Regions from separate parts of the Homo sapiens genome. Here regions 2 and 3 are each linked to region 1. The links are chromatin contacts, found by Hi-C in ENCODE. All regions are on one chromosome and are shown on one strand. The core of a region is the stretch at or near the end of the contact, and the rest is flanking DNA. Distances in the headings are between cores, read along the strand shown.

The links. A loop is a pair of places that touch in the nucleus more often than their neighbours do. Pooled maps may share reads with other maps.
Region 2: a pooled map shows a loop between it and region 1 (5-fold over the local background). The contact joins two enhancer-like sites. A Hi-C loop is called at or near these places in 2 of 37 single-sample maps with no recorded cell type and 4 of 50 pooled maps.
Region 3: a loop to region 1 is called in a map of endothelial cell of umbilical vein, with 14 times the contacts of the local background. The contact joins two enhancer-like sites. A Hi-C loop is called at or near these places in 2 of 168 maps with a recorded cell type or tissue (Right ventricle myocardium inferior and endothelial cell of umbilical vein) and 6 of 50 pooled maps.

Annotation. Positions count from the first base shown.
Region 1 is chr2:18,517,709-18,522,556 of GRCh38, reverse strand. LOC105373454 (a long non-coding RNA gene) reads right to left here. Exons shown (of 8, transcript XR_001739302.1): 8 at 1-1,215. Among named protein-coding and RNA genes, the nearest start is that of RDH14, 41 kb to the left of the region's middle. Within about 2 kb of position 1,861, at least 6 of the 41 ENCODE cell types and tissues checked have a DNase peak (open chromatin) inside an H3K27ac peak, as active enhancers do.
Region 2 is chr2:19,233,202-19,238,049 of GRCh38, reverse strand. No RefSeq gene overlaps it. Among named protein-coding and RNA genes, the nearest start is that of MIR4757, 110 kb to the left of the region's middle. Within about 2 kb of position 2,674, at least 2 of the 41 ENCODE cell types and tissues checked have a DNase peak (open chromatin) inside an H3K27ac peak, as active enhancers do.
Region 3 is chr2:19,046,821-19,051,668 of GRCh38, reverse strand. All of the region lies in intron 5 of LOC105373456 (a long non-coding RNA gene), which reads right to left. Among named protein-coding and RNA genes, the nearest start is that of LINC01376, 22 kb to the right of the region's middle. Within about 2 kb of position 2,613, at least 8 of the 41 ENCODE cell types and tissues checked have a DNase peak (open chromatin) inside an H3K27ac peak, as active enhancers do.

The DNA.
Region 1 (4,848 bases), core at 612-3,111:
GAGATGTACTTAACTAGTGTGAGGAGGAGTCCTCTAATTTCTGTCTCCAAATTGGATAGCATGGACTCTTTACATTTATTCAGCACACTGCAGTGTGTGAAGCCCTTTCACATAACATTACTCATGAGTTGTCACAAACAGCTCTGTGAAGCAAGGAGAGCTAGGGGAGTACAATCCCCATTTTAGGAAACTGAAGCCATGAGTTCCATGAGGAGGTCTCAACTCAGGCCAGCTCTCCCTCTGGCTCCACTGTAACCTTGTGGTTTTATTGATGGGGGCTTTCCTTGAGGAAGAGGATGCAGGAGTTGATCTGGCTCATCAGTCTGTCCCCCTGTGGAGGTAGAGGCCTGCGCTAGAGAATATTGTTATGGTCCTTCATCCTGTAAGGTACCATCCACACGTACTATTTCCAAAGTGACTGAATTTGCTTAATCCAAAGTGGTTAAGTAGAATGACAAACAGAGATGGGGTGTTAAAATTAGGGTTAACTGACAAGATTAAGAACGTCCTATACTGCTAGATTTATTTTCCTCCTTTCCTGGTCTTTTAAATGGGCCTAAAATATATAAAAGTGGATACAGAGATACAAATTGGTAGCTCTAGGGCCAGAAGATGTTTAAACTAGTGTTTTAAAAAGCAATAGTTTGAACATCAAATTCAAGTCATGTACCTTCCAGTTTGACAAGGTTTGTACCATTCCCTATTGTCTTATATCAGACCCACTTTTATTCCTTCAGTCAGTCAACAACAACTATTTACTCTACGCCTGTTCTGAGCCGGGCGTTCCCCCATAACTACATTTTCATTACCTGCCTGGGCCCACAGACACTTGAATAACTGGTCTCCACCCTAGACCACAATCGAGGGGAGCTCATGTTTGACGAATGCTCCTTTATTCCTCTGAGCGTAACCTCCGTACCTGAAGTTTACATCACCTCGAAGCTAGGGTGTTGTAACTAATGTTCACCCTGGGTCTTCAGAGATTGGTTTTTCCAAAGACTCTGCTGCTTTTCCTTTTAAAATCCCAGAGCCAGAGGCAAATGGTAGGCATTCCTCTCCCCAGAGCCCAAATAGGTGGCTGAAACCTGGAAACTTTCAGGGACTTGCCAAAGGCCCCAAAGGTAGCAGGGAGGCCTCCCGGAACGACTGGTCCTCTTGATTCCAAGCCCAGAGGTAGATCTCCTGTCCTTGAGGGGCTTTGGTTTCAGACCCTGCCTGAGAGAACAAAAGAGACTTCAGTTGTCACATCGACACAGCCCCGAGCTGCTCTATTTTCTAACTTGGCTGGCTTTCCCCGTGTGCTGTTTCACATCAGATACCTCCTCCCCCCACTTTCCTTCAGATGATTGGTTGAAATTAAATATCCTGAAATTACATTGAAGGGGGGGGGCGCTAATACAAAATTTTAATCAAAATACAAGCTTAACAGTTCCCAGCCTTTGAAATGTGAAGCAGACACTGGGTCCGCAGGGATGCCCCGACATGTTCTCAGGTGTGAAGTTAGCCAAGGAAGGGGCCCATTCTCTGAACATGAGAATTGCAAGTAAACCAGCACATTGCAAACTCAGGATTTCCAAATGAGGCAGGGCCTTCTCTCCCTTTCCACAGCGTGCATGGGCAGGCTGGCCCAGAGGGAAGTTCTCACTGAAGACACTGGAGGAGAAAGGGTCCCTCGTGAAAGGGTCTGGGGGTTCTCCCTGCCCCACCTGGCTTTGATCCATAGGTATGCCATCCAGGGCCTGAAAGCTCAGGAAGGAAAGGACTGGATAAAGGAGCTTGCAGGGGAGGCAAAACCCCTGATATAGCAAGAGCCACTCTGATGGAATGAGGCAGACATCGGGCGCCCTCTGGTGGCACATGCCCCACCAGACAACACGGAGGCTTTCTCCCTGGATTAACTCTATAAATAGAAGGATGATTTATTAAACAGATTTGAGGCTCATTTGAAGCACTGGGCCATGATTGCTTCGGGGCTCAAATAAGGAGGTGCTTAGGACCCTGCCTCTTATGCAAACACCTGGACTCACTTAGCAAGTCACTAGCATGATCTACATTACAAGTGCATCGGACACTGTTGGCTCAGCCGTTCCCAGCCAGGAGATGCCAAATTCCTCATATATAAAAGGAGCTTTAGTAACTCAAGCAAAATAAGCACACTTTTCCCCCCACTGCCTTCCCAGAGACCTAGGCGGCAGAGTTTCTGTGAGGATACACAATACCTTGTTACAAACCATGTAATGTTTTAAAAAGTATCTATCTGACAGCCTTGGCTAAAGCCAGATCTTCTATCTCGATTACTTCAATATGTCACATCCATATCGCACCACAGCGTCCAAGCTTTCGGAGCCAAAGCCTCTCTGTCTTGTCCAACCTTCCCATCTGGAAGCAATGAGCTTAATATTCTGGCTCTCCCCCCGTAAAAGCTATGTCACAAAAAAAGTAGCAGCCTGTGAACTGCTTTAGCCCCCCAAGACACACCAGAGCTCCTCATTCTCTGCAGGCTCTGTTCAGTCACATTTTAAGGCCCTCCCCTGCTCCTCCCCTCCCTTGCTGCCCCTGTCTTCCAAACAGCCTGAGATGCTCAGCGCAGTACCAGGAGGACAGGAGTGAACTGACAATCATTTATACTTTAATCCTCCTTTACGACATTTTGAGGGATGCAGCTTAAAATATCATGGAGGCTGACAGACTCCCTCTGGAAAAATGTGTCTGCTAGAGAAGAAGCATTGCCTTACAAGGACCCTACTGTTTCTGGTGACCCATCAGAGACCCAGCTTTGAAGCCTGTCTTGTACCACGTCTCCCACTCACCTTACCTTCTCCAACACTGCCGGAAAGTTTCAGTTCATGGTGACAATGACCTTCCCTATTGCATGTGCCTTAGTCATTCATTGATTCACTTACTCATCCAATTTGGATTGACTACATGGCATGTCCCTTTCCATGTTCTCTGTTTCACTGCAATGTCAAATGAGTCCCTGGCTCCCAGGAGCCTGAGTCTGTGAGGGAGACCAACCCCACTCCAGAACCATCAGATGAGTGTTCCTCAAAGCATGTTTCATGGGTCACTGCTGCGTGGGAACCTTTTGGGTGCCTGTGAAGCGTGCCTACGTCGTGGCCCTTGCCCAGGCCTCCCAAAAGAGGATCACTGGACGCCAGGCTTAAGAATGTGCATGTTTAATAAAATTCTCCAATAAGTAATTTCTACACACATTAAAATCAAGAAACCCACCGAGTTAGGTCAGATGAAGCAGCAAATGATGTTGCGCAAAATGCGAAAAGAGACCGTGGGTACGGAAGACAGAACTTGGGCTTTGCCTGGAAATGATATAATGCCGCTGCTCGGTCCCAAGTCCCTAGGTTTTGGAAGATTGGTGTGAGTGGAAGTCACCCTCCAGCGGAGCACCTAGGACTTTGGCTCCTTGACTGTTCTCCTTCGCCTGGAAGCTTCTGGGGGCAGAGGCCAGCTTTCCTGTGTTGAGTTCTTGGGAAGGGCCTCTGTGTCCTGGAAGGGACTTGAAAGAGCAGCTCATCTAAGCTCTTCAGTTTGTAGGAAACACATCTAGCTGACCAAGGGAAAGTAGGCTGTTCGAGGTCACACAGTCACTCAAAACAAATTTATTTAGGCTAATTCTTTGGTTTGGAGACATCAATACTTGGGAAGAAGCCAAGCTCATGTTTCTTAAGGCCTGTATTCTCCAATGTCCTAACGCATTACCCATTCACTGAAAAAGAATACACTAAAGAGTTTTAAAAAGTGCTCATCCGAGAGGCATTTCACAGGCGGGGTTCAAGTGGCCCGGCTTCCACAGGCGATATGCACAAAACCTGCTTCCTGAAATGCCATTTGGTTGCACTGGAGTTAACCTCTTTTTGGTAAATTAGTTCATGACCTGGGAACAGTTAAATGAAACTGTAGGCACATCAAGAGGAGGTTATTTGTGTTCTGTCTTTTTTTAGCCCAAGTCTCTGATGTGTTTATTTGGAAGCTTGGCTCACGCTTACTATCCCACTACTTACGGTTAATCCTGTGTTTTCTTTGAGCTACCTTTAAAACCACGTCAAATGAAAAATACTGCCTGATTTTGAAGTGCGTGGTATTATAAAAAGAATCCCAAGGTTTATGATCTCAAATTTATTGTCAAATGTATTTACTTATCATTTTCCTTTTCTTTTCTTTTTTTTTTTCCTGACAGAATTCAGCCTAGAAGTTTTTCGTATGAGTCATGATGGAGCAGGGATGGGAGATGTTATATAGTGCTTCCTGGGGAACTCTGTGCTACCAAAGAGCTGCCCATAGAGAGTGTTCCTCAGTTACAGCCTCTTGAAAAGCAAGTTAGTTTCAAAGGGCAGGGACCACATCTGATTCACCCCTTTGCCATTAGTATCTAACACTGTGTTAGGCACTCAGGGGCATTCAGTATGTGTTGGCTGGATTAGTGGCCACTGAAATGAACATGAAGCCGGCGCTTCCTTTTTTGTTTTTATTGAAATGAGCTTTTAAAGAGCTGAAATAGGTTTGTTATTTTTTATATGTCCATGATACAAAAAGACTAACTTTTAGAAAATAAAATGTTCTTTTAAAAACAGTTTTATATTCAGTTAAATATTCTGAAAATGACTAAAATTGTATAAATATACACAGGTATCTGATGTTTGCTTTGTACTAGTTATAAAGCAAGATTCAAAAAAAGAAGGTGGCTTTTTATAACAATTTTTTAAAACTTAAATCTTTTCAGACATGGAATCAACCCAGGTGCCCATCAATGGTGGATTCAATTAAGTCAATGTGGTCCATATACACCATGGAGTACTACACAGCCATAAAAAAGAATGAAATCATTTCCTT
Region 2 (4,848 bases), core at 1,425-3,924, 710 kb before region 1:
AAGGCAAGTTTTGTGAAGAAAGGCAAAAGAATCAGCACTGCTTAGCTCAAATCCTAGAGGGGTAACTTGTAGTTCACAAATATTATTACAGTAGGTAGTGAGAGCAGAATGGGGACAGATGGGGGAGGATGAAAAACCAGTCATGGCATGCAGAGAAAGAGTTTGAAGCTGAGGGCTTATAAGACAGAGAAAATGAGAAGTTGGAGGAATTTGTGTGTGGAGGCAGGAGCGTGGCCCAAATGGCTACTCATTGAGTCATTATAACTTACTGGTCACAACTACATGCCGGTCCCTGAATGTGTGGGGTGTGCAAAGTGACCCAGATATATTTTTGAAGCAGGGGCCTGTCACTGTGATGTCCTGGAAGAGATGACCAGATGGCTCTGAGGTCCCATGGAGTGTTCCCATGGCCTGGGGCAGGGAAGAGGGCAGTGTGTCTGGGAAGGGGCTCCTCCCCTTTGGAAAACATAAGGCTCCTTGGCTGGGTTGACAGGTTCTAGCTGACACTCCAGTTGGCTTTCCAGCTGTCAGCCAGAAAAACATCTGGGTGAGCCCAAGGGCCATGTTGGGGAAGAAAGGGTCAGGTAGGTGGTGTGTATGAAGAGGGAAGGAAAGGTGGCCTATGAATAACAATCAAACAAACAAAACCAAACAGTAACAACAAAACTTTCAAATGAACCAGTGGTGTCTTGTGGGGCTTGGGCATCAAGGCTGTGTAGGAGGCAGTGAGGTGTCTTTGCCACTCAGCCAGTGCCTGGGGTGTTTGGGGCTGATAAGGGCAATCCTAGGGCAGGTCAGGAGAAGAGAAAGGGGCTGAGGGCTTGAGTGGGATGAGGCCGTCATCTCAGGGCCCAGGAGAAGGAAGTTCAGTGTGGATCACTGGAAAGCGTTGCAGGGCAGGAAGGATCAGGGGGAGCAGCTCTTAGTAGATCACAGCATAACTCCTAGAACAGGAGTTTACATTTTCTCAGTGGCAGAAAAGAGCTTGGATAATCAAGGTGGTAACAAGAGACCATAAGGACTAATGAGACTCCAAAAGCTTGATCTTAAATCCTCATTCAAAATTTGAAAATGAAATTATGAGACTGCTGTCTGAGGAACTCACTGAATGATCTTTGAAAAGTCCAGAGCTGCATAAACCCATAGGGTTAAACTAGAAAAGACTCTTAGAGGCTGGAAGCCCAACCCCATTTGTTTGCAGCTGAGGAAACAGAGAGAATGGGGTTTATCCCTAATCCCCCCATTAGCTGGGCTGACCTGGGACTACCCAGGACTCCTGAAAGGCTGTGGGATGGAGGATGTAAGTGGCGATGAGAGGGAAGCATAACTGCTGTGTGCTTATTTGTACACTGAAATGATCCCATCAACCAGAATATCTTAACTAAGCACATGCCAACTAAGTGCAAGGCATTGAGAAAGGTAGTGAGGTGTTCGATTAAGAGCTTCCAATTCTTTTGGGAGTAACAAGACATCTCTGGTGGAGAGAATAATACTCCACACCACATTAAGCCAGAATGGTACTTTTTGTTTGCATACACAATCTTACAAATTAGGAGGCTTACTAGCCCTCGTATCTTCCATTCTTATCCGAGCAATTATTCACGAACTTCATTTATGAAACCTAAAGGCTCAAGGTGGATTAAACAGTAAACCAAGAGCAGAATGCTTGATTGAATAAGGCCAGGAAGCATGCACACACTGCCCCTCAGCCTCCTCAAATATTATTCTAGAATATGGATTGCTTGATAATTCATTGGGTGGAGAGACCACTTTAGTGGGCATGGTCCTGGATGATTTTGAAGAGGAGCTCAGATAATACGTACGTGTGTGTGTGTGTGTGTGTGTGTGTGTGTGTGTGTGTGTGTATGTGTGTGTATGTATGTGGGTAGCCACAAGAGAAGAGGGAGAAAGTGAGAGAGATGAGAGAAGAGGAGACTCCACAAGGCATTCATAGGCTAGTTATTTGGTAAATCATGGTGTAGCTCCTACTTATGATGCATAAAAATGCATGATTGATATTGGTGGTATATGCTGATGTTTTCTTCACAAACACCTGGGGCCAGGCCATGAAAAGCAGAGGGGAATTACGTAAATTCCTTCAGCTGAGTGTCAGAAAACCTGAGTTCTCTCACCTTCCCAGTTTTGCTAGCTTTCTGTTGCCCTCATCCATGAATAGGGGTGTCTTAATAGACAGATAATTTAAACTTACAGCCAATAGTAATGCTGTGGCCAGGGAGCATCTGGATACCTTCTCAGCTCTGAGTCCAGACTTGTTTAGTGAGGGGAGTCAGGGTGCCCACGAATGGCTGGCAGGACTCCCTGGGCAGGAAGGAAGAGTGCCCTCATCAGACTCCTGTTCTTTGTCAACATTTTCCTTCAGCACCACCCTACCCTGGAAGCTCCTGAAAGAAAAGAGTCACTCTACACTCAAAATCTCTCCTTGTTTACAAGATATTTGGGGCACGGATGGAATTATTGCATCACAGGCCAATTTCTTCACCTCTTTTAAAAATTTTATCACGTGAAGCAGCATGCTGAAAGATCTCAATGCTACTGAAGATTGCAAAACCAAGTGGAGATTCATCTGTTTTGGAACTCTGTCAAAAGACTTTTCCATATACATTCCATTCCCTTCCACAGCTCACAGTGTACCTACCCTGTACTTTCAGAGCAGTGAGGCAGCTTCTTCACCTTTCTCAAGCCAGGGCAGGTCCTGACAAATTACTCTGTGTCAGGATCTTTCCAGGAGACATTTTCCCTGGTAAAATGCTCATGAAACTTCACTGATGTGGACAATCTCTGGTAACAAATCTGAATTGTCAAAGATAACAAAAGCCAAGAAAGCCAGTTGTATACCCAAACTAGACTAATAAATGCTTCCTGATTAATAGAGGGTTTTATGAAATATGTTTAAATAAGCAGATTGAATTGGATCATAATTAACATTACTTATATAATTCATAAAAATAGTTATTTCATTAAATCAGAAAGAAATTTCTACTTTGTTATCCTGTTTGTTTTGCTGATATTTTTAAATCAAAACCCTTTTTATTCAAAGATGTGGCACAGGTAAATTTTCAGCCAGACACTCAATTATCCAAATAACTGACATCTTTCTGCTCTCAGAAAAATGCTCTAGGAACACAGGCTGCTTGTTTCTCTCCTACCTTGGCCAGCAGAGCATGGCAGTGTAAAACACAGAAAATTGGCAAAACTCCATTTTCAATCTGTGTTAGAAACTGGGATCAATCTTGCTTCTCTTTCTCCCTTAAATAGAAATAAGAAATAAAAGAAACCCTTTATGTAAAATTGGATCTTGACATTCTCCAAAGGGTGGCAGCTCCTACATTGCAGATGAAAAGGGCTCAGTTTTCCCAGAGAATACTCTGAGAAAGGAAAGTCAAGGTGAATGAATGGCCTTCTCCTGTGAGTGCAAGAACTTCTCCTCAGCCACCTCCAAGAGGACAGAGGGGAGGCATCTGAAGGTTAGGGAACTGAGTCAGCAAGGGCCAAAGGGACATGACAACCAGAGAGGTTGGGAGTGGGAGCTTTTGCTGAAGTTTCTTTCGCTTGTGTCCTCCCTGGCAAGGGGCTTGGCAAGGCTTCCTGCTCTTCCTTCCCCCTTCTCCAAGCACTGAGAACAAGTCGAAAGAGGAAGCATCAGGGGAAGAAGATACTGAATAACTCCAAACTCAAGCACTGTTTGTTGGATTCATTGATTTACTCATTCATTATTCAAAAAGTATCAGGCATCCTCTGAGTGTCAGGTCCAAGGCCTAGGCTGGAAGTACAGAGATAAATGATTCACAATCACTGTCTCCAATATCCTCCCAGTCTATGGGCCCAAGGAGAAGCTTCATCTTGTCAACCATCTTGGCGTTCTGGCTGCATTTGTATTTGGGCTTCCTCACTCATTGTTGACTTACAGAATCAATCTTTTCCAGTGGATTAGGACCATTAATATCTTATAAGTTGAATAGAAACCAATGTAACCTGCATAAACAAGAGAACTTAGCTTTGGTTCTGCCTCAGGGCAGGCCTAGGGTAAGGCAAGTGGGAGGTATTTTGTACACAAAATTTAAGGAGGCTCTCACTATCAAGGTACTGTGAGTACAGGGTCTGCCTGGATATGGCAGGTTGACACTTTCTGTACCAGTCATTTAAATGCTCTGAGTCTCAGTTTTCTGTCTGTAAAACTGGGACAATACCCATATCATAGAGTTGTGGAAAATTTAGTAATATAATGTTTATGCAAGTACATTACAAACTATAAACAATACATATATACATTGGTTTTATCAATAGTAATAATTTTCCTTAATCATGACATTGATAATAACCATAACCAAAACATCCTTTGCAGTGAATGTAGCAGATTACATGGGAAAGTGGAAGACAGAAATGGAAGAATCTGGTCCTTCACCTTATAAGAGGCAAAAGTTAAATATAACACAGTAGTTAAGTATAGTAAGATTTTGAGCTATAGAGTCAGAGAGACTTGGATGTTAATCCCACCTCTGTCATTTACAAATGTTTAAACCAACCTCTAAAATTCACTTTCCTCATGTGTGAAAAGAGAATAATAATAACTCAGTTGTAGGGTTGTTATTGAGGATTAAATGAGATGATGTGTGTAACACTCTCACCATATCGCTTGATATTTAGAGAGCACTCCACAAATGTGAACTATTATTGTTACATGGAACTGTAACGAACCAGGTCCTGGTGCAGACTAGAATGTCTCTTGACTTTGCTTTTTACATTTTCCATAGCTGAAAGCATATTACAGAATTCTAAATTATAAGGATATTTTCCCTGCAGGCTTGATTTTAGGAAGAATTATGCTAA
Region 3 (4,848 bases), core at 1,364-3,863, 530 kb before region 1:
AACAGTGGGATGTTCCTGGAGGTCACGTGACAAATTGGATCCTATGCAATAACCTATTTGGATCATCAGCACATGTTAAAAAAAATCCCACTGTGAATCTCAGATGAAAAGTTTTGCTAAAATCCAGAGTGCATGGGAGGAGATGATAGACTGGTAGAAAAACAAAGCCCAGAGGAGTGTCTTTAACTTGGTGCTGTGAGATTTACTGGGGCCCGACAGGGGTCAGACTTGAGGTCCTTCCTGTTCACAATCTATAAAAAATGATATAGATTGGTTAATTCTGCTGACACACAGAGCCAAGGGAGGCGTAGCCCTTCAAAAAAAAGTCAGTTAAACTCAGAGTGTTTGGGGCTATTCCCTTGGCCTGAAAATTCTCAGAAATTAGTTGAAGCTAGTTCGTCAGTGGTCACATTTGGGGGAGAATGTACGGCCTATAAAGTAAGTGTAGAAGACCCAATCAAAAGTTGTTTTTGGCACAAGAGGTAAAATTACATTAGTGTAACTTGAATTCCTGGATTGCTTTAGACAATGCCAAGATCTGGGACTCAATTTTAGATAAGGCAAGTTTCCCAGCCTCCTATTTCAGTCATGTCAAAAGAAAGTACAGCAAATGGGAATAGCGCACGTACATTTTTAGTGTGACAGAACATGTCACCTTCAGCTTGCGTCTGATGGCTGACCACAGAGGGGACTGGGACCTGGAATACACTGTGTTCTTCACAACAGACAACCCAGGAAATCGTAGCATGTAGACATTCTCATTTTATCCTTCCCTCCCACTTCATGAAGCCTCAGCAGAAATGCTATCTTTTTCCTGAAGAAGAAATGAGATGCATCCAAATTATTTGCTGTTTAGTATTGAATTTGTTCTTACAATTACAGAGGGGTGAGTGATTCATATAGGACGAAAGGCCCCCTACACTCATGATTTTTTCTGTGGTGCCCATTGCTTTCCTTCTCTCCAGACAAAACATTTTGTTTGGGGTTTACTATAGTGTTTGTTTTTATTTTAATATCAGTAGAAGGAAACTCTGAACACACAACCTTAATTGGAAAAATCTCTTTCCATAGTAAACTAGATTGTTGCACTGTTTAAACACAGCTAGTGAGGTCAGGTTTCTAAATATAGTGTTTTGGTGGAAGTCAGGGGCTTTCTAAGAGTTGAAGAGTTCTGTGACCTGGCTTATGGTTTTTGGAGTGGATTGTTTAGGTTAGAGGAGAGTCTAAAGCCATTTGAATTAGCAAGGTTTTAGGATTATGGATGGTGAAATTTCCCAAAGCAGTTTCAAGATTGAAGGTGGGGAGCCAGACTTCCTGCCAGGCTACAAAGGGGTGCTAAGCATGAGAAAATGGACTCCATAGAGTCTGGCAGATGATCGACATATGGATGAGGAGAGCTGGCTGGTGTCATGAGCCTCAATGAAGGAGAGTTATGTTCAGGAGGGTGGGAAAGCAAGGGTCTAGAAGCTGTCATGTAGGTGCATAAAATGTTTTTCAGTACCTCCTACAACAACCATGGGGCCGTGGGGGTCACATCAACACAAGCAACACCATCATCACAAGTCTGCAGGGTTCCAGAGACTATAGTGTAGGAGAAAGAACACTTTCTGGAATTTGAAGATATAGGAGAAATACAGTGGAGTGGTCTTTCCTAGGAATCCCATGGGAAGCACTGGGAGCTGGCCCGTGAAGGGAGAGGTGGCAGGATTAGGACGAAGGCCACAGGATGTACTGATAAAAACTCAGGAGACACTGCAATCCTGGGAGGTCTCAGGAAAGACCAGGAATTGAGAAACAGATCCACTTGAGTTTGAAGAGAACAAAGGAGCTAAGAGAAATGTAGTTAAATTTTTTGCAAATTATACTCTTCAGCTGGGCATGGTGGCTCATGCCTGTAATCCTAGCAACTCGGGAGGCTGAGGTGGAAGGATCACTTAAGCCCAGAAATTCGAGACTGCAGTGAGCCATGATCGTACCACTGTACTCCTGGCCTGGGGGACAGAGCAAGACCCTGTCTCAAAAAAATAATAAATTAATAAATAATTAAAAAGTCTTCTTAGTACTTGATGAACCTGAGAAATGGGAACTCCATTTCTGGTTAAGTGGTTGATTTCTAAACGTTCTCATTTAGATAACCTCATTCTTGTGTGAATTGGTCTTGTTTTCTGAACCTGGCTTTCCGATTAAAGCAAAATTGGGGTTCACTCCAGTGACATGAACACAAGACTTATATAATTTAGAGAATGTACACCATTTTGTAACAGCGCTGTCTTCCTTTTCAAGTCACGCTAAGGATGACGGCAAGGATGCTGTAGCACTTGGAAGGCCTCAGAGGAGGGGGAAGGAGCTGACTCTAAGAGTAAAAGGTTGAATGATTGTCAGGCGGGGGGCCAAGGAAAAGGGGAACACATCTGCCAACTCTCCACTCCCAGTCCAAGTGCTCCAACTTCCCATCCACCGCCAAGACACATTTTATTTTTCTGACATGAAATATGTATATAATTCTAGCCTGATTTTTTAAAGCACAAGCGGGTTGATTCTGTTTATGCCTCCCTTTACTCCCACCCAGTGCAAACATTGGCTTCCAGCCTGGGGATGACGTCAGGACCTAGCAAACAGAATCCAAGAGCCAGGAAGTAGATGGCTAAGTAAATATGCCCCCCAGTGCTGACATTTTTAACCAGGTAGGTGTAGAGGTGGAGGATCTGGATGGGAAGGCTCAAGCAAGGAAAACAGGTGGGAAAACAGCAACTAGCACTTAATGACTGATTTTTTGCTTGTAGTCTAAAGCCATTTGTCTGGTTTCCATATCTGAACTTCAAGCAGCATCTTCTGGACTTAGTTCTTGGTGGCTGGAGCAGGGAAAGTGTGGCCTCATTGAAATGGGATCAGGTTTCAGGATGTTTCATGTGTGTACCTGAAACACACAGCTTACCATCTTCATGAGCAAAGAGATTTATGTAAGAAAGGAGAGGTAATGTAAATTAAAGGAATTGAGCAATGGAAAATACGTGAGTCCATGAATTAACAGATGAACATTATTGAGCACTTCTGGTGCGCCAAGGCACATCCATACTGATAAAGGAAGCCACCTTGGCAATGTACCTTGTAGCTGTTATCTCATTTCATTTAATCCTCATGTGGCTGCAGGTCAGCAATGGGAAGAACACTTAAAGATATCACTCCCACTGCAGAAGGCAGGAATCCATGGCTTCAAAGATCTTGTGTCATTACTTGTTAACGTTCCTGAAACAATTATTAAATATTATGCAATGTTTCAATACTTCAGTGAGCAGAGTGGTTCTATTTTCTAAGGTTGTGTTCATTCCCAGCACCTAGATCATAATACATGTATTTTTATTACATGCATTTTTGAATGAAAAAATCGTTGATAATGAATGAAGGATTTATTTTCTCTGTTCTTGATTCTGAGAAACAGAAAAGAAGAATGTATGAATTCAGCTCAATTTATACTACTTAATTTTTGGTCTCAAAGAGCTGTAGGAAGGATGTTTATCCCAAACCAAAGCAAGACCTTCCTTTTTTTTTTTTTTTTTTTGACAGAGTCTCACTCTTTGTCACCCAGGCTGGAGTGCAATGGTGCGATCTCGGCTCACTGCAACCTCTGCCTCCCAGGCTCAAGCGGTTCTCCTACATCAGCCTCCCAAGTAGCTGGGATTACAGGCGCCCCCCACCACACCTGGCTAATTTTTGTATTTTTGGTAGAGATGGGGTTTCATTATCTTGGCCAGGCTGATCTCAAACTCCTGACTTCAGGTAATCTGCCCGCCTCGGCCTCCCAAAGTACTAGGATTACAGGCATGAGCTACCATGCCTGGCTGACCTTCCTTCTTTTAAGTGGCTGCTTTACTTTGTTGCTCCTTTATGTTGAGGTGCCAGAGTGCAAGTGTTGTTGAGTGCAAAGTGTTGTTGCTGTGGTCATTAGCTTCAGCATAGGAAATGGCATGTGCTCTTCCAGTAGCCCATGTTAGACCTCATCTAGAGAGAGATTTGACGTTTATGAAACTGAAAAAAAACAGTTAAATCTGTAAGAGATCCTTCACATGTTTGCTCTGGGTCTCTCTTCCCCTTTCTCCCTCTTTCTCTTTCCCTCTCTTAATCTATAACTCTATCTACTAATGTCTCTGTCTGTCTTAGAATGGAGACCTCAAATACCTTCCCTATTACTTTGCCCTGGGTAAGCTCAGAATCTGAAAAGAGTCTTTTTCATAGGTTATGACTCAAAACAGTATTTGTTATTATAAGAATCAAAACCAAAGAACATGCCCATGTAGGGATATGCCTCAAATTCAAGTTATTAATTAATTAATTAGCTGGGTTAATGTTGTGTATTTTTAATTCTCAGTTTTTCATGCCTCTGTGCATGCCCACAGGATATGCTGCCTTTTCACTGGACTGTTCCTTGTGCAACCTCCTCCTCAATTTTTGGCTCGTCTTATATCTATGTTTAGACGCCTGAGCTCATCACTATACTCTCCTTTCTCCAACTGTTGTTGGGTGCATTCCCATGCTCCTGACTGCAAGCTGGACAGTTATGGAGCCGGATTCTCACTAAATTAGGATGGTATCTAAATAGCAAAAGGGCTCTTCTCAGCCAGAACAAAATAATATCTTCTATTTTTAGCCATAATGAGGGAAGTTCTGGAGGATTGTAGCTAAATGTGAGATGATGCTTTATTAGGCTGATGGTCTAATACTATCTTCCATATATTATACTGTTCCCTTTTGAGATGTATTTTTTTTTTCTGTATAACACCAAGTATCACATCTCATCTTTCATACTCCATAACTTCAGGGGGCACATTCAAGCAGACTGCAATGAGAATG